Regions from separate parts of the Homo sapiens genome. Here region 1 is linked to region 2. Evidence: chromatin loops called from intact Hi-C (ENCODE). Cell type or tissue: endothelial cell of umbilical vein. All regions are shown on one strand. Each heading gives the region's core, and the rest is flanking DNA. Links, peaks and the distances in the headings are about the cores only.

Region 1 (11,973 bases), core at 2,620-7,619, 280 kb before region 2:
TTGATTACTTGTCCTTCTTCCTATTCAGTCACTCTGTCATCCACCCACCCATTCTCACTCAGTCACCACCTTCTCCCAGTCATTTATCTACTCACCCACTTGACACCCACTACTGTCTGCCAAGACAGATACCCTCTCAACTAATGTACTAATGGGCATATGACTTTCTCAACCAGTGTAAGTATAAATATAAGGGAAAGAAAGTGAAGTATATTTATGAGAGACTAGGTTGAGAGTATATTTGCATACACATGTATGCATCACTGTATATGAGTGTGTATATTCCTGCATAAATATGTGGCTGAGAATGACTCTGTGTCTGTGTATGAAAGTATATCTATAAAATGTGTATCATTGTATGTGAAGATGTGAGAGTGTGTAAATCTTCTGATAATTTGGGTAGGAGGGGGCCATGAGTGTAAGGTAAGCTTTCTGTTGTCACCCTAGGGAGTGTTAGAGCCTCAGCAGAACCCATCCTGAGGCTAAGGATCAATCTAATAAATGAGCCAGATCAAACATATGCATGATAAGAAAAATCTTCAATGGAGGCCAGGGTGGGTTACCATAGGTGAGGGAAAAGAAAAATGTTGTTTCTCACTCTCAGTCAGGTACTAAATCACAGTAGCTAAATATAATAAGAACAAAACATTTGAGACCAGATTTATGCTCTTTAAGGTCTGGTGGTAATGGTGGTGAACATGTGTGTGTGGGGTTGGGGACAGTATCTGACAGGTTTCTCAGCTAAACCAGCCTTCAACTCAATGCTCATAAAATCATTCTTGCTTGTAGATCTGCCTTCTCTGTGGTCTCTTAACTGTTCCAGACTTGCTCCCCATCACATACAATATGTGTAAATCTGTACATATTTCATGTGTGTATGAGGATAAAACACATTTCATTTCATCTCTACCCAAACTGTGCACTAAGACTCATTTGAACCCCTATTCTTTTCTCTGCAAGACTTATATTGATTTCTCTGTCTCTGAACTCATTTATTATTAACAGGACCCTGTTTTGGAAGATGTTTTCCATTGTTTCTTTGGTTTGAGAGCAAGTTTAGCAAGTAGATACTCCTATTATCTGTACCCTTATCTTTCTGTTTTTCTGTTATTTCTTTTGGCTCAAGTTTTCTCTTCACCAATATTTGAAAGGAGCTAACAATCGTTTGTTTGAGAACAATTTACAAAATGTTGACACAGAGATTGTTCTTGGGTGGATAGAAATCCTGTCTGTTATTGTTGGGCAAAGAAACATATTACAGAAATATAATATAGGTGAGGAAAGATCAAGGAAACAAGAATTACTGAACACAAAGAAGTGAGGTTTAAAGGGAAAAATGTGATAATGGCCTTCAAGTTCATGAAAGGTTGATATAATGAGGTAATGCCTTATTCTTTGTCTCACATGAAGCTAGAACTGACAATAACTTAAACCGTAGCATCAGGGATTTAGGCTAGGGATTCATTCATTCATTTAACAAACAATTAATGAACATTCACTTTGTTTACTAAACACTTTGACCACTGTGGTAGGAGCTGGGACACAGGAAATAAGGCACAATCCCAGTCCTAAAGGGACTTTGAACTTAGTAGGGGAGATAGACAAGTGGGAAATTCCAATTCAGTATGGTAAGTGCCATGACAGAGGTTTGCACAGGATGCTCTGAAGCACAGTGGAGGGGTCAGGGAAAGGATATCATTGAGTTCAAAAACAGGGAATCATGAGTGAATTTATTGGAGAAGAAGGACCAAACCGGAGAGAGTCCATGCGGAAAGAATTGACAAAACTTGGTGAATGACTATGATGATTATACACCATGAAGAGAATGAATTAAAAAGGACTTTTGAGGTGGAGATGTCTTGAAGGATGGTGGTATTGAGGAGGACAAAAATGAAATTAGGAAGGGGTGGCAGTTTTTTGGGGATGCTTTGACTTTAGATTTGAGTCTGATGTGATTGTGGGTCATTTAACAATCATTCATTCATCAAACATTTCTTGAACATCTATTAGGTGGCAAGCACCCGGATAGGTATTAGGGTTACAGTGATTAAGAAAGCACAGCCTCAACCCTGATGGAGCTCTCAGGTTAGTGTGGGGAGGCAGATAATTAAGGACACAGTTATGAGATGGTGTGGTAAGTGCAATGACAGTGGAAGAACAGGGGCTGTTACAGAACATAGGAGGAATAGCAAGATAGAATTTGGGTGAGTTTTTGAATGCCCTGTTAGGGGACAGGAGTTGAGGCAGGGAAGGGGAGTGCTCTAGTCAGGAGAAAAGAGTTTGTTGAAACATCTGGAGGACAGAGAGCATGGGGGTTTCTCAGAACTGAAAGGGCAAGTGTCCTAGAAAGGGTTAAAATTTAGGCTTTACCAGTGGCTGAAAGATTGGGTCTGGAGAAATAGACTTGGGAGTCCTCAGCGTGGTGGTAGAGCCATGCAGTAGTGAGCTGAGCAAAGGCCAAGGATTGAGCCTTGCAGAACACTCGTGGTCTAGAAATTAGGCATGAAGGAATAGAAGTTGAAAGAGAAAGAGGGGGATGTGTATGAGAGGCAGGAAGTGAAGAGGAATAGTGCAAGTGGAATACAACCCTGAGTCCTCCAGGAAAGTAGAGTTGGCTTTGGCTCACTAGTCTGAGGGTTATCAAAATAAACACTAGATTTAAGTTTTTAGTACAGGTTTACTTTTAGAATGTCCAAATAATAATGTATCCATTTGAGCTAGAGATGTAATCATGCTATGCACCTGAAGATGGGGGAAAGAAAAGAATATGGGAAGGTTTGGGCAGCATTTCTGATAAGGAGAGTGGGGGAGGTGTGGGTCTCAGCTGGATGATCACAGAGCCTTTTGAAAAGATGGCAAGTCTTTCACCTGGCTTGAGGGTCAGGTTATTCTTTAACAAACCTGAAGTAGAGTAGACCTATATGATATACATCCAGTGTATCACCTTCATCTCATTCTGGGACGTAGCCTGTGTCTATACAACAGCAAATAAATGTTTGGGGAAAGAATAAATTCTGGCATAAGGGTGTGGGCTTCAGTTTGTGAACCAGATGGCATGTTCTGTTGTTGAGAGGCCATATGTAATTGATACATAAAGTGACAGACTGAAGCAAAAGCAAAGTAAGTATTTTAAGACAAGCAGTTAAAAAAAGAAAGCAGACTGTGACCCTAAAAGCATGTGAAGATTCTGGCTTCTGGCTTTTGGAAGAGCTGAAAATGTCGGTGCATAGACAGGATGTCAAAAAAGAGCATGTCAAAGAATAGTAATGGGGCCACTGGCTCAGATTATTTTTAAAGATGAAGTTGTCTTCTGTCAATCAGGAAGACTCAGGTTTGGGATGAATTGGCCTTTCTGCCCTATTTCACTTCTCCCCTTCCTATGCTCACCCCAAGGTTCAATTCCCACATAAAAGCAGTCAGGATCTTGTCTAGGTTTAGATAATATTCCCCTTGTACCTTTTAGACAGCAAGAGAGAATACAGACATTCTATGACAGTGCCATGTTTCAGTGGAAATGATATGTTTCAATAGAACTAATACAGATTACACCCCCTTTTAGGCTTCAGTACTTACTGTGTCAGGTTGATGTGTGTAGGAGTGCTCATATATGTGCGAATACATATGCCTTCATGGAGTATGACAAATGGAGATCATGGTCCAGTTTGTGCCATAATGGGGTAATCTACCTCGCTTTAATAAAGAGGTGGTGTCTTGATGTACGCCTAGTTTTCTTGAGAGAGTCAATGAGAAAGTTACCTGAAATAATCTGTGTCTAGAGAAGTGAAAAAAAAAAACCAGCAATTATTTGAGGGTTGAAGAAGCCATTTCTGTTAATGGGATGCTGTCTGGAAGAAGAATAGCCTGTGCCCAGCTTTCTCAGATGGCAAAACATTTTCCTCTTTGGGAAGGGAATAAGAGAGCACAAAGAGGCCTAATCTATACAACACAATAAAACTTGGGTAAAAATGGAATCAGTGTAGACTGCCAATTTAGCTAACTGAGGCCTTTTAAAATCTGTTATGCAAATCAGCCAAATCTTTCCCTTACTTTGTGCTGTTTAGACACATGTACAATTTTGTGTGAGCTAGCATAATGTAGTCATCTGGAGGTGAAGAAGGTATCACAGTTTCATAAACTAAAATGGCTTCTGTAACATCCATAAAAGGGAAGCACACAAAGACCCAGAGGTAACCTCTTGCAGCAGGAAATGGGAGCTTCATCCTGCCCCCTGGCTGCCAACCTCCTGTCCTGTTTCCTACCAGCAGATATCTCCATTCCAATCTCCCCTGCCACTTTGGCTCTCTTGCTGTCACGGTTTAACTGTCCTGAGAAAGTTGCACTAACCGGGCTTGAACATAAGGAACCTGGCCCAGTCATTAACTACATTGCACAGGAGCAGAGCAAAACACACCAATATTTCAAAACTGAACAACAACGAAGAGACATGTTTACTTTTATATAGAGATTTTAGACACACACATCCACACACACACAGACACACACACACACACACACACACACACCCTCTTTGTTTACTCAGCCAGAGTACAGACAAGATAATTACTTGGCCAAATCAATCAAATTATTCAAACCTAGAGTGGCCCAGAATTTTTTGTTCTAAATGACTCGTCAGTGCTAGGCATGATAAGGAAGAGTGACTTCCTTAGATTGCATAATCGCTTCAATTCTCTGTTTCCCTTTGCATATGTTCATTATTGAGAATAAATTCCAATTTGAGAGGAGGCTTTAATTCCTTGTAAATGAATAGGAAATGAGTAAGTAAATGTTCGGTGTTTTCCTCAAATTATGTCTCATATTGTAAGAAAACAGTGGCAAAAAGCCATCAACAGATGGTGTTTTCATTAGCCAAAGATTTATTTTTCAAAGCATTTTCATATTAATGAAGTAAGGTTGAAATTAGAGTCATCTTGTCAGATCTAGCTCTGTGTTGTTAACATGTGCTGGCATTCTGCAAATTGCTAGGGGCAAACTAACCATTTGCCATAATTTTGTGATGGTAACTCAAGGCGCATAGTCTAACTAGACCTCAAATTATGTGTTCAGCCCTAATTTTTGTTTTCAGTGGCTTTATAGAAGCCATGAGTCTCAGTTCTGGGCCACAAAAGAGGAACACATAGCAGAGATTTTGCTATGTCCTGCTCTGTACTGTGAATTATTTATGAGATATCAGTTTTGTGATCAGTGTTGCAACAGGTTGAGGTACTTGTTAAAAACATTATTCTCATGGAATCCCATGTTTGAATGGAAATGCATTACAGTTGGAAACACAAATTTCTAATATTGTATTTGCTTGGCGTTCATCAATCTACATTATATTTGCCTAATATATCAATATATTCGCCTAATATATCAATATATTCATTTGTGATACATGGAATTTCCATTGATAGGAATTTGGGCCACTGCTAGAGAAAATTATCAACTGGATTCACTACCAATTCCCACTGCCTAACTCAAGCTAGACCCTTTCATCACACTACAGAGTTATTATATTCACCTTATGGCCAAATTTTTGAAGAGGAGTCTAGACTTGCAGCCTCTACTTTGTCACTACACCATACTCTAACCTCAGGATTTCACAAATTCTTCCAAAACCCTACTGAAACACCTTTTCAAAAGGTCATCTGTGACCTCTAATTACCAAATCCAGCTGCCTTTTATCAATCCTCATATTTCTTGCATTCTCCGCATATTTGACAGTGACAAATCCTTTCCTGAAACACATTTCTTTCAATTATCCTCAGTTTGGCCCAGACTTGCATTACCCTACGGCCTTGAATAGTGCAGCCTTCTTCTAACCAGTGTCCTTCCCCCATCCCCTGCCCTGGGCTTTCCTATTTCAGTCTGCCCCACATTTTGCTGCTAGGTTAATCTCCTAAATGCAGCCCTGATTATGCCATTACCTTGCTCAACAGCTTTTGGTAAGTCCTCAGTGCAAACAACAACAACAACAACAACAACAACAAAAACAAACAAACAAAGAAACTACAAACTCCTTATCTAGGCACTTAAGACCTTTATAACAGGACTTTGGTCTCCATTTCCAGCTGCGTCCCCCACTACTCTCTTTCTACCCTCTGTTCTAGCCAAAGGAAACTACTAGTCCCTGAATATGCCATATATTTTATTTCTTTATACTTTTTATTTATTTATTTATTTATTTATTTATTTATTTATTTATTTATTATTTTTTTGAGACAGAGTTTCACTCTTTTTGCCCAGGCTGGAGTGCAATAGTACGATCTCGGCTCACTGCAACCTCCGCCTCTGCGGTTCAAGTGATTTTCCTGCCTCAGCCTCCCGAGTAGCTGAGATTACATGTGTCTACCGCCATGCCTGGCTAATTTTATATTTTTAGTAGAGAAGAGGTTTCACCATGTTGGCCAGGCTGGTCTTGAACTCCTGACCTCAGGTGATCCACCCACCTCGGTCTCCCAAAGTGCTGGGATTACAGGTATGAGCCACCCACTGCTCATGGTCTTATTTCTTTGTACTTTTCTCATTACATTCCTTGTGCCCGGAACATCCTGCCCCCATGCATCTCTGTCTATTAAAATTCTGTTTATCCTTCAAGGCCCATCTTAATTTTACTTCCTCTTTATCTGTGAAGTCACTGTACCTTGAACAGAGTAGGTGTTCAATACATTTTTGTATTAAATTTCTGAACTGCCACTTTTTTTATTCCTCTGACATCAATTTAGCTTAGAGATCACGTCCAAATCAATGATTGCTTCCTGTATTCTTCTTCCTTCCCCTTTTCTTTGCCAAGAAGACCACAGATTGAGATGGTAGTGGGATTAAAGGAGGCCAGGGGAGACATTGTGCCCCAATACAAGAAAAATAGAATAAATGGTGAAAAATCACTTCCATGGGAATAAAGCCAAGGAAGCCAAGAGAGACCTGGCAGGAAGGGTAGCAAGGGTTCAGCTGGTCCTCATAATCCAGTTTGAGAAAATGTGAAATCACACTACCCAGCCTGCAAACACGTGTATCTATGTGAATATATCCATCTATTCATGGGAACAGTGCCAAAGATATTAAGGAGCTACAGGTACTTAGCAGACAGAAAGGGGCCAAGTACACAAATCTCTTCTTTTCCTTCATGTTCCCTCTCTCCCCCACATCCCCCCATCCACTTTTTCAAAAGCACGAACTTTGAACTACAAAACATAGGAACAATGGAGATAGCAGCGTAGCACTTAACATGACTGAGGGAAGGACTGCTAGCAGAATGAGGGCCAGTAAGTTGGGGTATTACATTTGGAACAGACTTTATGGGGTATTGGGATAGTGGGTGAGAGAGAAGTAGATATTGGGGTGAGTCTTAGAGGAAAAGCAGCTACCAGGGCTGAAAGACTTGGGAGTGGGGAGAAATAAAAAAGCCCATGATTAATCTAGAGTGAAATGATACTCTTTTTCACATAACGAATGGGAAACAGTAGCTTGCTCAACTGAAAACATGCTAGAATTCCGGCTACTGTTGTAACAACATTATATTCAACAGATCTGCAAAGTACCCCTAATATGTACCTGAAAGAATCTATGTACCAGTAAATGATGATATGCAATGGATATCTTCTCTTTTTAAAATATTTATTTATTGAGATAGGGTCTCACTCTGTCACCCAGGCTGGAGTGCAGTGGTGTGATCCTGGCTCACTGCAACCTCTGCCTCCTGGGGTCAAGTGATCCTCCCACCTCAGCCTCCTGAGTCACTGGAACTATAGGTGCATGCCACCACGCCCAACTAAATTTTGCATTTTTTGTTGAGATGTGGTTTTGTTGTGCTGCCCAAGCTGGTCTTGAACTCCTGGGCTCAAGCGATCTGCCCACCTCAGCCTCCCAAAGTGCTGGGATTACAGGCGTGAACCACCGTGCCTGGCTGATGTCCTCTCTTGATACAGTCAGGCTTTGCATTTTGAAGCCCTGCCTCTCTTGTGGGTGAAGCCTCGGTGCCAAAGAAGGAAAGCTGTGAGATACAATGCTAGATTTTGATGAATTCCACACTCAAAATACTCTTTTTTTCCTGAAGGACCCTACTGATAAATATAAAATATTATAATCAAAAACAAAAAAAGTCATGGAATACTGCAGCAAAACTGTGACTGAGGGCTGGATACATGGGTTCCAGTCCTAGTTTTGCACATGCTAGTAATATGACTGTGCAAAATACTTTAACTCCACTTTGAAGCTTGGTACTCCCATTTGTAAAATACTAGCATCTTCTACTTTGTGAGATTGTTATGGTTTTTAAATAGTATATATGAAATTGCCTGGCATAGTGTCTGGCAATCATTCAATAATTACAGATGGTCCCTGACTTACCATAGTTCAACTTACGATTTTTCAATTTGACAGTGGTGTGAAAGTAATATGCGTTCAGTATGCTTCTTGACTTATGTTAGGGTTACATCTGGATAAGTCCATCATAAGTTGAAAATTTCTTAAGTTGAAAATGCTCTCTCTGGAACATAACTTCATCATAAGTTGAGGGACATGTGTAATAGTTTTCTTAGTCTACTCATCTGGAAAAGAGATAATAATATCTGTTCTTCATATGCTGTGGGATTACTATGAGGGCGAAATGAGATATTGCCTATGAAATACTTTGAAAAGTTAAAGATATTATCTAAAACATAAGGTTTCTTTAATGTCAATAAATTCCTACATCCACAAAGTCATGAATGTCATATTTTCCCCAATAGTGAGCAAATGTGCAGCATTATTAATTTGTACGTAGATTAGTGCTTGGCTCATGGCAGATGCTAAATGAATCTTTGAAACATTTGTCTACTGACTAACCGATTTTCACATGACATTGGTTCTCAAGCTCATGGTTCTTTTTTCCCCTCTTCTCGGTTCCCCTCTGGATTCATACCCTCTGCGATGACAGCAAACTCTGGAGATGAACCTCACCAACCTGGTTAAGCGCAACAGCGAACTAGAAAATCAAATGGCCAAACTAATACAGATCTGCCAGCAGGTTGAGGTATGTAACAGAAACATTTGTGATTTTTCAGAGGACCTGAAATGGGTGACCCTTTGGGAGGACTTCAGTTTTGTCAGAGTGTAGCCTAGTCATTTGGAATGAAGGATTGAATGGCAGTTTTAGAAAGTCTCATTCCTTTAGGATGCTTGTTCCAAAAAAAGTGTCAGAAACCTATGGTTTAAAAAGAATAGACGGTGATGATGGACAGTGGGGGGATAATAGTTCAAGGGGCAACCTATTCTCCTTTCCAAACAGCAGGCAATATGAAAATCAGACATGAAGTGTGCTTCATCCATCATCAAACTGGACATTATCACTCCTTAAAGAGATTACTGGAGTGTCATAGGGAAGTTGGGAATCCTGGGTCCTTGGGGTAAGGTGAGGTTAATTCAGCACAATATTGTTTCTGTAACAATATTATCAGGACTGCTTCTCCTCTTTCGAGCCTCTCCCCCTCTTCATCCCCTGCCCATGGTCCTATCTATACCATGCACCCCACCTGGTCCTCACTCATTACCTTTCCACTTATTCTTGTCATCAACAAATCATATCTATTTTAAAGTTGTAAATTGTAAAGTGCTGTAAAGTGTGAGGTTTTAATCAATTGTCATCTACATCAAATCTTAGAGCAGAGCTTAGAGGAAGAGCTGACCTCTTCTTAAATGGACATAATAAAATAAAGATGTTATTTCTCTTTCTCAAGAGCATGAAACTTATACCATTTGGTTTTGTGTTGATTTTGTTGAAGAGCTGATGGTAGGGCTTCAAGTGTAAACAGGGTTGGGTAAAATATTATAGGATTCTTCATGGGCAGTGGTTGGATAAAAATGTTTCTAATTCTATTTAGAACCTGATAGTCTGGTTCTAATCTTACTTGTATGACAGACAAATGTAACAGTTCAAGTTTATTTTATTTCAATTTTATTAAGATCTCATCTCTTAATCCAATCTATAGATTCCTATTTAAGAGACTGTGGAGAATCTTCTTGTAAGGCAAAGAATCCTCTTATTATATGAGTAACCTTCTGACCCCCAATCATTTGGATTTCTTAAAGTATTGAGTTTCTTCAAGTAGAGTGTACTTGTATGATGAGCATACCATAGAAATTTAATCCCTGCTGGGCACTCCATTTGTGGAAGAGAGTGGTGCTCTACGTAGGGTCCATAGAGTACTGGTCAAACTCAGATATGAGACTATAAAATGAAGTGGGGGATTAGGGAAGAAGCATAAGGAATGAAAAGAAAGAGCACTAGAGTGTGATTTGGAAAACTGTGCTCTAGACTTGGCTCTTCCATGAAGTGGTGGTATGAATCTAAGTCATTTAGCTTCTCAGTTTCAGTGTTCTTACCTATAAAATGAAGAGTTGAACTGATAACATGACCTTCGACTTCTTTCTAGGTATCACAGGTCATGATGCTGTGAATGGTAACTTTCTTTATTCTATTCTTTTTCTCTCCTGGCTTATTCTTTCCAAGAAGGGAGAAACAAAATATAAAGTATTTCAAAGTGGCTTTCAGCTAATCAGAATCCCTCTAATGTTCCACTCTGTCAAAGTTTCTCATTATGCTGTTAGATTACAGTATAAGACATCCACACTGGCAAAGGGACAAGGGAGTATTGTAAGCAGGAGACAAGATAAGAGATCCCTTGATTTAGAATTTGCATGATTGAATATAGAGTAACAGCTAATAGTGAATAAAATGTGGTTAGAAATTATAATCACCTTCCTTGTTCTCATCAAAAAGACTATTAAGTACAGAACAAGTTGTAGTGAAAATAGCAAAGTAAGCAGTTTATTTTTATAGCTCATTCACTTTAGGACCTCTCTAAGGTCTCATCTTGCCACTCTGAAGAGCTTATGACCCTGGCCAGCCTCACCCAAACATAGCCTGTTCCAACCTTTCCCAGCCCATCCTGCCAATCAAACCTTTATGTTCAGGGCCCTACTCTTTTTAAGTGACAAGTCTCATAAAACTATCCATCATTGTGTTAATAGGGAAGGAACCACTTTGGCTTTTTAGGTAACAAGCAGTGTTTTAACAGTTCCGTCCTGAAGTTAGTATTCTTGCCTGAGTCTTAATGAGGTGACACTAGTGCTGCCACATGCAAATAGAGTAAGGGGAAAGAGTAGCCCATACAGTAGATATTCAAGAAGTGTTCTTTTATGGATGCTTGCTAAATCCGATCATGTAAGCCACTGTCGGCTCTGGATACACAAAAGGTCTGCTTTTACTAATCCTTTTTTATGCCTGGCATTGTACCAGGTATAAAGAAAACAGCATAGGCACAGTATCTACCCTCTGAGGGCTTACATGCTGCAAAAATCCACCCTGATGTGGATACACATGTGCAAGAAATACAGACAATTGAATATAAACATTAATTGAGAACTGGGAAAGAATAGTGAGATATTGTTGAGAGTGAGAATGTATTTTGGGATTTAACTTCATAGTCTATTGGGTTTAGGATTCTGTCTTTGATGACAGGGACCCTACAGGATGGCTTATGGAAGGCCATTTCTGTCTTCTATGACATCATCCATTCTGAAAGGTTAGGGATGTGCCCTTAACTTCCTCTTTTTTTTTTTTTTTTTGAGATGGAATCTCGCTCTGTTGCCCAGGCTAGAGTGCAGTGGCACAATCTCGGCTCACTGCAACCTCTGCCTCCTAGGTTCAAGTGATTCTCCCGTCTCAGCCTCCCGACTAGCTGGGATTACAGGCACACGCCACCATGCCCGCCTAATTTCTTGTATTTTAGTAGAGACGCGGTTTCACCGTGTTGCCCAGGCTGGTCTTGAACTCCTGAGCTCAGGCAATCCACCCGCCTTGGCCTCCCAAAGTGCTAGGATTACAGGCGTGAGCCACCGGGCCCGGCCAACTTCCTCTTAATAATAACAACGGTGAATCCAGGTTACTTATTATCCTCATTCAACACAGAGCCTGTCTCTCCAAAAGCCTTCAGG
Region 2 (11,973 bases), core at 3,243-8,242:
GGCAGAGCATTGTCTTGCTCAATGTTAATGCTACTCTGAGGTGGATTTAACTTGTAGTCAAAGGAGCTTAAGCCTCAGGACTTTTGCTTGGACAGGCCCCTTCCAAGGCCCTGAAAGGCCCTAGTAGTGTGTTTACATGGTTATAGGTTTTTGCACAATTTGCACAAGTAATATATTTTTATTCTTTTCCTTAAAGGAGAATCCCCAAATTCTAGAAGCCTTGGGTTTCAAAAAACACGGACCCACTCCTGGTATCACTAATCAGTCTCTAGCCTTTCGTGACTGGTCTACATATTTATTACTCTCACATGCTTGTCTGGCTAGATAAAAACACCCAAGGACTTCTAGACAACCCATGGACCTCAGAAACAATATCAGACCTAAGTTTTTCTTAAGTTTTAGATCTTTTGCTGACCGTAGCACTGTCTCAGTTTATTCTGATTTTGTATAGAACTTTTAGCCACTGCAGCTAGATGGAAAGGAGGCTTGAATTTTTCTTCCTTACCATTACATTCTTATAGATTGGGAAAGAAAGACCTTTTAACCTGAAACTGCTAACAGCCCAGCACCCAGATAAAGCCAGAGCTTGGAAAGAGGCAGCTCTGAGATTTGTGTCTTTCTGAGGAGACATCCTCTTCAGAGGCCCTCACTTAGCGTGGAGGAAGGAACAGGAAGAGGCTGATGAAAAGGCAGGAGAGGAAGTTAGGCATTGTGGAGCTCCTCCTGAGCCTGGCTTCATTATTTTGATTGGAGAATTCTGAACAGTGGAAAGCCTGGAGCTAGCAATTAGGAGACCTTTTGTATTCAGACTCTTCTAACTCAGGTAAGTCACTGTCTCTTTCTGGATCTTAACTTCCTTCAGTGGTACTTAAAATGAGGGGATTTGAGGGGATCTCTTCTAATTCTGCATTCCATGACAACAGGAATCCCCAGGTTGCCAAATCTACTCGTATTCAAATGTTAAATTGGGAAACGCCTCTTAAAATGAAATCATTGCTAAAATGTCCATACAACTTTCCCAGCGTAAAGCCACACAGGAAGGCATAAAGACTGTCAGAGGCAGGAGTGAGGGTGTGGACATTTAAGAGGACGAGCACATAACAGCTAACATCTGTTATAGGTTCACTGCATACTAGTCACCATCCAAGCACTTTAAGTGTATTATCTTTTGAATACTCACAACTCAATGAAGTAGGTACTATAATTCTCCCCATTTATGGATGAGGAAACTGAAGCTCAGAGAGGTTAAGTTAACCAGGTTACACAGCTGGTAAGTAGCAGAGTCAGGGTTCAAACCCAAGCAAAGTATGACTTCGGGTGTCTTACTCTTAACCATTATACATCTGCTTCCCTGAATATGCTAGGCACCGGGGCATGGAAGGGAGGGAAAATACAGATAGCTCAACTTTCCGATTTGCTCCAAAGAAAAGGAAGACAGAAAATAGAAACTATTGGCTAAAAGTAGATTTCCCTTTGTTCTTTTTAAGTGCAGTGACTATAAGTTTTATACAGAATATAATACAGACATGTTGAGAAGAGGGAGAGAGGTGACTAAGAAAGACAGCCACATCTAAGTACAGATAAAAATGTGGAAGCCATATTTGTGGCCCATCAAAGTAAATTTATGTCATAAAATACAAGAAAGCATGCTTTGAAAAAAGACACAAAAACATTTGTGATATTATATATGCATTTAGATTATAAGTGCCAGTTGCACTAGTTGCTATACATTTCTTACACACCTAATTTGCTTAGTAAGACATTTCCTTTTTATTTAAACATGCATGTGTGCATGAACAGACACACATGCATCCACACAAACAAGCCAACCCCTAGTTTTTGTTTTGTTTTATTTTATTTTGTTTTGCTTGAGACAGGGTCTCTCTGTTACTTAGGCTAGAGTACAGTGGTGATCATAGCTCACTGCAATCTCGAACTCCTGGGTTCAAGTGATCCTCATACCTCATTTTTTTTGTAGAGATGGGGTCTCACTATGTTGCCCAGGCTGGTCTTGAATTCCTGGCCTGAAGCGATCTCCCTGTCTCAGCTTCCCAAAGCACTGGGATTACAGGTGTGAGTCGCTGGGCCCAGCCAAACCTCTAGTTTTAGATAAGGGATGATGGGTGCTGATGCAAGATCCAACCAACCATCATTCAGGCTGGAGCTGATAGTCTTGTTAGTGGGTTCTCTAGGATCCTTAATTTTCTTATTCCTTGTCTTTTGGCAATGATCCCAGTGTTTGTAACTGCCAGGACTGTGGAACTCAGTGAAAAGATGACAGGAGCTACCCAAGGTCATTATACCAGTCAAATAGCTCTGGTCAAACTATAGGTTGGGAGAAATACTGAAATTATTTGGCTAAAATAAGAATGGGTTTCCTGTGAATTTACCTAGCCCCATAATAATGGAATTGACTGGTTATTTGAAATTAAGTTAGTAGCTGGCTCAGAAGTAAAGGTGGGTATTTTTAGATATGGTGATTTAATTTTAATTTTACATTTAATTACAGAAAAATCTAAGCTGTTGTCTGATATAAGTGCTCGTCTATGGTTTACATACAGAAGGAAATTTTCACCAATTGGTAGGTAAATCATTTGTTTTACTGTGCTTTATTCCTTGTGGATAGCTTGCCTGAGGTTATCAGTGACTTCATAGAAACCTCAGAATTAACAGTTCACTATAGCAAAGAATTTGATTGAGGAGACTAGGTAAATCTTACACTTCATCCAAAAGTTTCATTGCTAAAGTATCCTTTCACATATGGCTCTATTTCATTGAGGGATTATGACAGTATACTTTTGACACCACCTCCAAGTGTTCAGGCACCAGATGATATTACTTGTTATACTTTTGAGATTAAGGGGGAAAATCACATAATCTTTTAATTTGTATAATATCTGTTAAATTACAATCCACTGCTTTGTGGAACTACATGATTATTAATGAAAATTGTGTCTTGAAAGAAAGAAAATAATTTATTTGTTTTTTTTCCCCCTTATGACATGAAAGCACCTTGCCATTGAGAGACAAATTACAGTAGTTTCCTTGGAACTAATTCTAGGCTGTTACCAGCTGTCAACTAGAAAAAAGGACAGCTCAATAGGTGAAGTGAATATGCTGTCTTCATAAAGGATATACAACACATTTGCAAGTAGGGTGGCCACTTCCTAGTATCATGGCCCTGTAGGAAAAGGGCCTACAAATGGTGAAATCTACTCTTCTAAGAGGAAACTAGAATGAAATCAACCTTTCTGTTCAGTGCCAAAAATGAAGGTCACACAGACTTTTCTTTTCTTTCTTTTTTTTTTTTTTTTTTTGAGACGGAGTCTCGCACTGTCACCCAGGCTGCAGTGCAGTGGCGCCATCTCGGCTCATTGCAAGCTCCGCCTCCTGGGTTCACGCCATTCTCCTGCCTCAGCCTCCCGAGTAGCTGGGACTACAGGCGCCCGCCAACACGCCCGGCTAATTTTTTGTATTTTTAGTAGAGACAGGGTTTCACTGTGTTAGCCAGGATGGTCTCGATCTCCTGACCTCGTGATCCGCCCACCTCGGCCTCCCAAAGTGCTGGGATTATAGGCGTGAGCCACCGCTCCCGGCCCTTTTTTTTTTTTTTTTTTTATTGCTCTCCCCAGAAATACCCCAGTCACTAACAAACAAAAGAACAATCTTTAGTAACCAGTGGTTCTGAACTGTTAACTTTCTCTGGCTGAGGAGCTCTTTGCAAGGCTGGAAAATATTTCTAATTTTACTCTGCCAATATTTTGGCAATAGATGATCTCTTCTTTATGTGGGCCTCATTGCATCTTTTCCATACTAATCTGGCCAATAATCCCAGCATTAGCAAGAGCCAAAAGGCACCCCTTCCAGGTCATAAATTGGCTCCCTCCTTCCCATCTTCTTGTAGTAACTCTCCTTCAGTCCCCACAACTAAAAGAAAGGGGTGACCACCTTGACCCACTTGTCCTACAAGGTTGATGACCCCCTTTGAAGTTAGTCTTCTGAGATCATGTTTAGCATATTTTTCCACTTCCACACTGGGAAAAGAAAACAATGAAAACAAAATATCCTCTCTGCCATACAAGTTATCTGATTTCATTGGCCCCTTGGAAAAGGATATTGAGCTCACCCTGGCCTCAAATGTGGGATTTTCTTTGCATAAGGTGTTCTTAAAATGGAACCTATTGTCTTATTTCGTTTATTAACTAATTTTATACCTTTTAAAGATACATTTCTAATTTATTAATATGGGTTTAAATTATGATCATACTCAAAACATCAAGTATTTGCATCATCCTCTATGGGTTCTAGAACACTTTCACAGATATTCTCTCAGTTCTTACAATACCCACTGATAGTAGGCAGAGTATGTACTATTATGCTCAGCCTATAGGTGAGATTTAGATTAGATAACTAGAGACTGGTCTTCTGATGCCTCATCTAGGGATCTTTCCCCTATTTTACAATGTCCTTCTTGCTGTTCAGATCTTCATAGTGTATATTCAGAATAGTCATGAGCCTTCCAAATCTCTTTGACCATTTTGATGATTGCCTTTGGTAGTATTTGTTCTTTATCTAAGTAAGACTGGCTTCCCTGAGAATTTCAGGGCCATGCAAGTGAGCTATGCAAGGCAAGGTTTGGGTCTGGCAGATGATGACATGGAATGGACTAAGGGTTGGTATTCATACATGGCAGTCACCTACCAAAATTGCATGTATACCTAGAAGTCTTCAAGCAGAAAACATAAGGGACACATTTAGTTCATTTGCTTGTTTTATGTTTGGCCATAGAACCTGTTTTGGTTGACTCAGCACTATGTTTGCAAGTTCCAACCATATACCCAAATCTTGTTTGATCTGTGGGTGTATCTGTCACCTCACTTTTCAGAGTATATATATTTACCTGTCTTGTGTGAGTCCCAAATATGCTGATGTTTCAGGAAAGGGCAATTTGAGGAACCCATATTAATTCCCTTCCATTTTGCCAACAGGTGGAACGGGCCCTTCATCAGATGCTGGTTGGGGATGTATGCTACGCTGTGGACAGATGATGCTGGCTCAAGCCCTTATCTGTAGACACTTGGGAAGGGGTGAGTTAAATTTGTTTTATAAACTTTCTCAGAGACCTCTGCAGTATCACTTGCTGCTGTTGATTTAGCTTGATGCTGAGCCTTGGGAACACTCAGTAACAAACTTGAGGGTCTTAAAATGCTCTCTGCAAGCTCAAGTGGTGGGGCTGACAAGTCAACAAAGCCCCTCATAAGAAGGAAACAGCTAATGTTTCCTTGTGAGTCACCAAGCCAGGGAGTTATTTTCCTGGGACAGAACTGAACATCGAGGGAGGTATGTCATTTATCCTTTCCATCTTTGCTATTGTTTGAGTAAGTCCTTAGAAATGCAAGATAACAAAGGGAGCAGGAAGAAGGGTGTGGTGATTAAGTCTGTTTCTTGACCTCATTTAAGATATCTGCCTGGTGAAGGATGTAAGTGACCTAAAGGAAGTGCATAGAGGGAGCTGGCGCTATTTTGGTTTTGGTTCACTAAGGATGTCCAGCTGATGATGAAGGAATCTTTAAATTTGCTTCCTTGGGAGGACATTTAATTAAGAAAGCCTTCTGATAATGGTTGTTGGAACTATTTTTTTTTTTTGAGTCGGAGTTTCGCTCTGTCTCCCAGGCTGCAGTGCAGTGGTGCGATCTCGGCTCACTGCAACCTCTGACCCCCGGGTTCAAGCAATTCTCCGCCTCAGCCTCCTGAGTAGCTGGGATTATAAGTGCCTGCTACCACGCCTGGCTGATTTTTGAATTTTTAGTAGAGATGGTGTTTTGCCATGTTGGCCAGGCTGATCTCGAACTCCTGACCTCAGAGGATCCACCCGCCTCGGCCTCCCAAAGTGCTAGGATTACAGGCATGAGCTACCGCGCCTGGCTGGTTGTTGGAACTCTTGAGTCTTGCTTTCTTAAGACATGTACATACTTCCCTATGGGCATCTGAAGGATGGGGTTGGCTGGATGCCAGTTCAGGCACTTGGGTGAAGGTCCAGTTGGACTTGGGGATGAGAGAGCGAAAGGACACTTTGGATGAGATTGGGCTGCTGAACTCATTGGCTGTTGCTAATTGAGGTTCAGAAGTATAGAAACATCGTTTTCCTTTTCCCACTGTGCAAACTCACAGATTTTGCTACAGCTTTCAGAGAGGATTGGAGAAGGGCCTAGGGAGGTTTCAGGGCTTGTTACCTTCTCTTCAGGGTTTGGGATATCCTGCTTCCCCTGGATAGTATAATAATTTCCATTTTACAGATGAGGAAACCGAGGCTCAGGGAAGTGATGTGATTTACCCAGGGTAAAACGCAAGAAATCAAAGATTTGGGGATAAAATAAAGATATTCCAACTCCTTGTCCAGTGATTTCCCTTGTTTATACATGCTTCTTGGTGTAGATCCATTCTTACTATTTAATTTTTTTTTCATTTATAACACACTTCAAAATGATTATTTTGGAAGTGAGTTCTGGAAGTAGGGAGCAAACTGGAAAAAAAAAAAAAAAACTCCACAGTCAGCAATCTCAATTGTTTCAATACAAAATCAAGTAGCAGGAAGAAGTTGGAAATAGATCTTGTAGCTAAGATGAGTTAAAAGAGTAATTTTGTAAAGATGTCTTTTGGATTGTTTCCTATTCAGCTATTTTAAAATTAAGGTAGAGTATTCACTTGCCATTGTCGTCAGTGAATATTTAGTGCTATTTAGCAGCCAGCTAATTAGGATTTCCCCAGACTTGGACAATTTGGTAGCTAATGAAAAGAAGTTGGATGTGGTTCACCCTCTGAGGGCTGTGCTGGATCCAAAGTTAAAAACTTTGGTTTTAGAAACACTAGAAGCAAAAGACAACTGAAGAGTCTGGAGATAATGGCCTTTGGCTTCAAGTGTAGTTCAGTCTTTATTTCAAACTCTTTAAAACCTCAGGAGAAAAATTTGTCTTGGACGCAAACTAAGCCTCAAAAATCTGTCCCATTAGACAGCGTTTCTAGAGCTGAGAGGATTGCAGTGATTACATAGGGTTTTTGCAGTTGTCCTCAGCAAGTTACGAATGGCCTCTGTAGGATTTAGGGGGCTGTGCTGAAGGCACAGATGGTATCCGTACAGATGCAGTTATTTTGGCATTGGTCTTAGGGAAACATTGAACACCTGATAGCAAAGGTATTTGTTTTCCCAAAGCTCAGCATGGACTTTTTAAAAGGTGGTGTAAAAACGACAGCATGCAATTTTTTTAAGCTTCCTTAGTTGTGAGCTATGTATATTCCCCTGTGAACTGTCGTATATCAGAATAGCACTTCTTACCCGTGAGATCCTTTTGTCAATGCTGCCAAAATATAAGAGCAAAAGCCATTGCTGTCTATGTGGAGATGAGATGCTATGGCATCTGGCTTATATACCGATGTACTGCCGGGCTTTGTGGTGACCTCCTGTTCACTGAGTAACTGGCCAGAAAGGCCTTTGTGACATTGTTTTTATGTAATATTTATCCAGCTCCAGCCCTTGGGTTAAGTCAGTTCCTTGGTCAACTTTTTGTTTTGCTTTTACTTTATACCCACTGAGTCCTTGAAAGCAATCACTTTCCAGATGTCTTTGTCATCAAAATGAAAGATACTTAGAAATGTTCTAACTTGGTCATCCCTGCCTTCTAGATGTGGTGCCTTTGTTTTTCTTCTAACTTTGTAGTTACAATAAAAGTGCAGAGAGGAATAAACAGTTATAAAAATGTTTCTAACCCATTTTTTTTTCTTAAAAAGACTGGAGCTGGGAGAAACAAAAAGAACAACCCAAAGAATACCAACGCATCCTACAGTGCTTCTTAGATAGAAAAGATTGTTGCTACTCTATCCATCAAATGGGTAAGGTCATAAATCAATAGTTTAAAGGCAGTGCCTATTCCTGTTCCTTCTCTTCCCTTGCCTTATATGTGGCTCCATTAAGTTGTCCATCTGCTTAATTATTTATGCAAAAAATTAAGATTTTGTGGCTTATTGGAAGATCTTTTGCTAACATGTTATTTTTTTCCACATTAAAAACAGCACAAATGGGTGTAGGAGAAGGGAAATCAATTGGAGAATGGTTTGGACCAAATACAGTTGCACAGGTGTTAAAGTAAGTAAAAGAGTCTGGCATCTGCCTTATTCTGCTGTCTCCTATGCTTCCCTCCCTAGACAACTAAACCTCCCATCAACCGAGGTATTCTTGCAATCCCGCTAAGCTACTCCTCCCACTAAACCATCAAATATCTGCCATTTTGCTCAGATGGCTCTTTGAAATGTGTAAGCATGGATATCTGTGTTGGTGTATCAGAGTTATATTCACTGGTAGCAGTATATGTGGCTGTATCCTAGGACTCATTCAGTGTCTCATGCTACAGATTGATGCTCATGTGCCTGGGAGCCATTGGCCTGAGGGTCCCTTTGAAGCCAAAAGTTTCATACTAAGTGGTAGAGGCTAAGCCAGCCTAAGCAAGAAATGGACCCCCACAGGGCTCCCACATGCACTACATAATATTTAAAAACCCTGTTCATTCAGCATTTTCTGTGTACCTTTACTGTGCTAAGTTCTGGGGGTGCAGAAATAAACTTGACACAGTCCTTGCCTCAAGGAACTCACCACCTGTTGGGGGCGACAAACCCCAGGGAAGTCTTGGAATCAGTTTGTCATCTCATAGCAGACTCAAGGTGTCCCAGTGTGGTATTTTTCCAGTTGTCTTGTTAAATTCCAGAATTCACCTCCCACAGCAAGAGGCAAGGTGGAGAGGTCAGGACCAACTTTTTGAAAGCAAACAGGGTGAGTGATGTTAGTACTTACACCTGCAGACCACCTTACCTGTTGTCACTCTCCTTCCTAACAACCTATCACTGGATGGAAACTCCATGAGGGCAGAGATTGTATTTATCTTGTTCACTCTGTAACACTAGCACATAGAACTGCCTGGCATGCATAAGTACTCAATAAGTGCTCGATGAATACATGAAAATGGCCGCCAGAATCTGAGGCCAGATTTAGGGATCAGAAGATTGAAACCTTCTGGCCTCCTTTGGTGTAGAATATTAAGCTCCTGGGCATTATGGGGGAACCTGTTCCATGCAAAGTACAGACAGGACCCTGTTTCCATTACTAACCAGTCTTCAGTGAACTAGAATGCTTTGGGAATGTGTCTGTGAGGACAGTGGCCTGGATTTTTTGGGGACCCAAGGAAAATCTGTATTGACTTTACTCCTTCCTAACAATGTAACCTCTCTGAGGCTGCTCTCTTGCCATAGTCAGAGTGCCTTCTGGGCATCGCTGACTCTGCTGAGTGAAAATCTGGTAGGATTTCAGGAATCACTGTATGAACGTAGTGTGGAAAGTATAAGATATTAGAATGGCTGTGCTGAGCCCAAAACTCGGCTTGAAATGGTTGGTGTTAAAATAACATCCCTCAGAATTTGCTTCTTTCTTCTAAATTTTAAGATTACCAACAACAAAGTGGAAACCTAGATTTTTTTTTTTTTTTTAGGACAGAGTCTCACTCTGTCGCCCAGGCTGGAGTGCAGTGGCACAATCTCCGCTCACTGCAACCTCCACCTCCCAGGGTCAAGCATTCTCCTGTCTCAGCCTCCCGAGTAGCTGGGATTACAGGTGGCTGCTACCACACCCAGCTAATTTTTGTATTTTTAGTAGAGATGGAGTTTCACCATGTTAGCCAGGCTGGTCTCGAACTTCTGACCTCGTGATCCACCCGTCTCAACCTCCCAAAGTGCTGGGATTACAGGCGTGAGCCACCACGCCTGGTGTAGATTTTTTTAAAGAATGTAAATGGGTTCCAATTCATCATGATCATTAGCATTAACAACAACATATTATTATTATTATTATATTATTGTTATTATTCTGGGGAAAGATAATACATCAAAATGAATGAAATACAAGGGTGATGGTAGTTAACCTCTTTCTGGGAGCTACCTGGTAGAGAGAATGTGTTTTCTTTGGTCCAGTGAGACTGGGTTTTACCCACACATCCCAGACGTAGCCGGGTTAAACATGGCCTTACTTAACTGGCAAGGAAAGAAGAAGGAAAGGGAGAAATAGGCAGGGTACTTTACATAGACTTCAGATCATCTCTCTTTTAAAGGGGTTTTCTTTCTAATACACCATAAAGTCCTACAGTTCAGCATGGTGGCTCTCTTCAGCTGCTGACCAGTAAAGCTTGGCACCCGAGTCAATCTGCAGCCTATGTCACTTGAGAGGCACTCTCAGGGCAGCTGGGGAACAGTGGAAGTAATCTCTCTCTCTCTTTCCCCTCCACCCACTGTCTCTATCTCTGGGTTTACCTGGAACATATTCTCCATATTATCTATGATCCCAAACAAATATCTATTTTTTACGGACAGCTTCCTTTTTAAAAGTTTTTTTACAGTTTCCCTTTTGTAAAATAAAAATTCAGTAAGTCAGAATGTCTTTTATTTAAGAAAACAAAGTCTCTTGGGACTTTGAGAGCAGATGCATGGGTAACTTTTCTTTTTTCCCCAGTAGGTGTCCCGTCATTTTGTGAAGTAGACTTCTCCAGGTTGTAAAGCAGAAACTTCTTTTTGAGGTTCAGATACAGTGACTCTGTGGCATTCTCAAGGTCTCTAGACATGGAGCATCCCAGAGCTCTGGCAAAGAAGCCAGAGCTGACCTGAACACCAGCTTTTCTATGGCTCAGTGTTTGGTGACTTTAGGAACACTGGGCATAAATTGTACTGTTTTCTGCTGATATTTCCATCTTCCCAAATTGTGACTTCATTATACATTGCTTTGCAGAAAACTTGCTTTATTTGACGAATGGAATTCCTTGGCTGTTTATGTTTCAATGGATAACACAGTGGTCATTGAAGATATCAGTGAGTTACCAGCCTGTTTAACTTCCCAGCTGATGGGTGATGAGTTCCTCCCTCACCATTCAGTATTCTGGGGCTCAAGAGAGTCTCTCTGGTCTTCCCCACCAGGGCAGGGGAGCTTAGGGGAGCACAGGGCTCTGATTCTCTTTCTTTTCAGCTTTCTGAGAGGGAGAACACCATTAGAGGGGCCTTGCTCCTCCTCAGTGAGGTACCACACTCCTTCCCTGCAGAAAACACAAAGTGTGTATAATAATTTATTCAACCACCAACAGATCTTTCATGGAGGCTCACCCTTGTCCAGGCGTGTGATTCCTGCACTGAGGAGTGAGAGCAACCTAAAGATACAGTCCCTGTCTCAAAGGCCCTGGCAGACTTGAGAAATGAGATTCTTCCAATAAGCCCAGAATCCCTATTGGGAGCTAAACAAGTACCCAGTGGCCAGAATGAAGAGCATGAGCCCTAGAGGAATGGCCTGGGCTTTGTGCAGGCGGGGAGTCAGCTGAGCCCTGGTGGCAGAGGAGAGGGCCTTCTAGGCAGGGTGGGGGGCATGTGAGGTTCCCCTTAGTTTTGATATTGGAATATCTTCTAGGGCTGAAGACTCCTTACTTATCCAATATTCTGTTCTTCCATTTCTAGAAAAAATGTGCCGTGTCCTTCCCTTGAGTGCTGACACAGCTGGTGACAGGCCTCCCGATTCTTTAACTGCTTCAAACCAGAGTAAGGGCACCTCTGCCTACTGCTCAGCCTGGAAACCCCTGCTGCTCATTGTGCCCCTTCGCCTGGGCATAAACCAAATCAATCCTGTCTATGTTGATGCATTCAAAGTAAGTCACTTCTTTCCCTGAGCCCATTGCTGCCTGCCCATCACACCGCCATCTCAGCACAGAGATCCGTGAGCAGCAGTCCACAAGTGAGTTGAGAATCTTGCATTGTCTTTCTCTCCAGGAGTGTTTTAAGATGCCACAGTCTTTAGGGGCATTAGGAGGAAAACCAAATAACGCGTATTATTTCATAGGATTCTTAGGTAAGAAAGGAGGAATCACAAGTAAGTCATCGTGGGCTAGGGGAGGGCGTGGG

Evidence for each region. Peaks named below come from ENCODE experiments on the same cell type or tissue, not always from the same donor. Only the 100,000 strongest peaks of a DNase experiment are listed, where the experiment ranks them.
Region 1: a loop joins it to region 2, with 25 times the contacts of the local background. A loop is called at or near these places in 1 of 110 quality-filtered maps.

What each region holds. Positions count from the first base shown.
Region 1 is chrX:107,845,695-107,857,667 of GRCh38, forward strand. It overlaps MID2 (midline 2), which reads left to right. Exons shown (of 10, transcript NM_012216.4): 3 at 8,915-9,010. Among named protein-coding and RNA genes, the nearest start is that of MID2, 26 kb to the left of the region's middle. In endothelial cell of umbilical vein, for the core only: no CTCF peak of the experiment used is centred there; DNase peaks (open chromatin) are centred at 4,337, 4,887 and 5,727; H3K27ac peaks cover 2,898 bases.
Region 2 is chrX:108,126,272-108,138,244 of GRCh38, forward strand. It overlaps ATG4A (autophagy related 4A cysteine peptidase), which reads left to right. Exons shown (of 13, transcript NM_052936.5): 3 at 2,510-2,581; 4 at 4,989-5,087; 5 at 7,786-7,887; 6 at 8,068-8,140; 7 at 10,820-10,899; 8 at 11,533-11,720; 9 at 11,842-11,920. Among named protein-coding and RNA genes, the nearest start is that of ATG4A, 40 kb to the left of the region's middle. RefSeq lists an enhancer at 610-1,173. In endothelial cell of umbilical vein, for the core only: no CTCF peak of the experiment used is centred there; a DNase peak (open chromatin) is centred at 5,390; H3K27ac peaks cover 2,998 bases.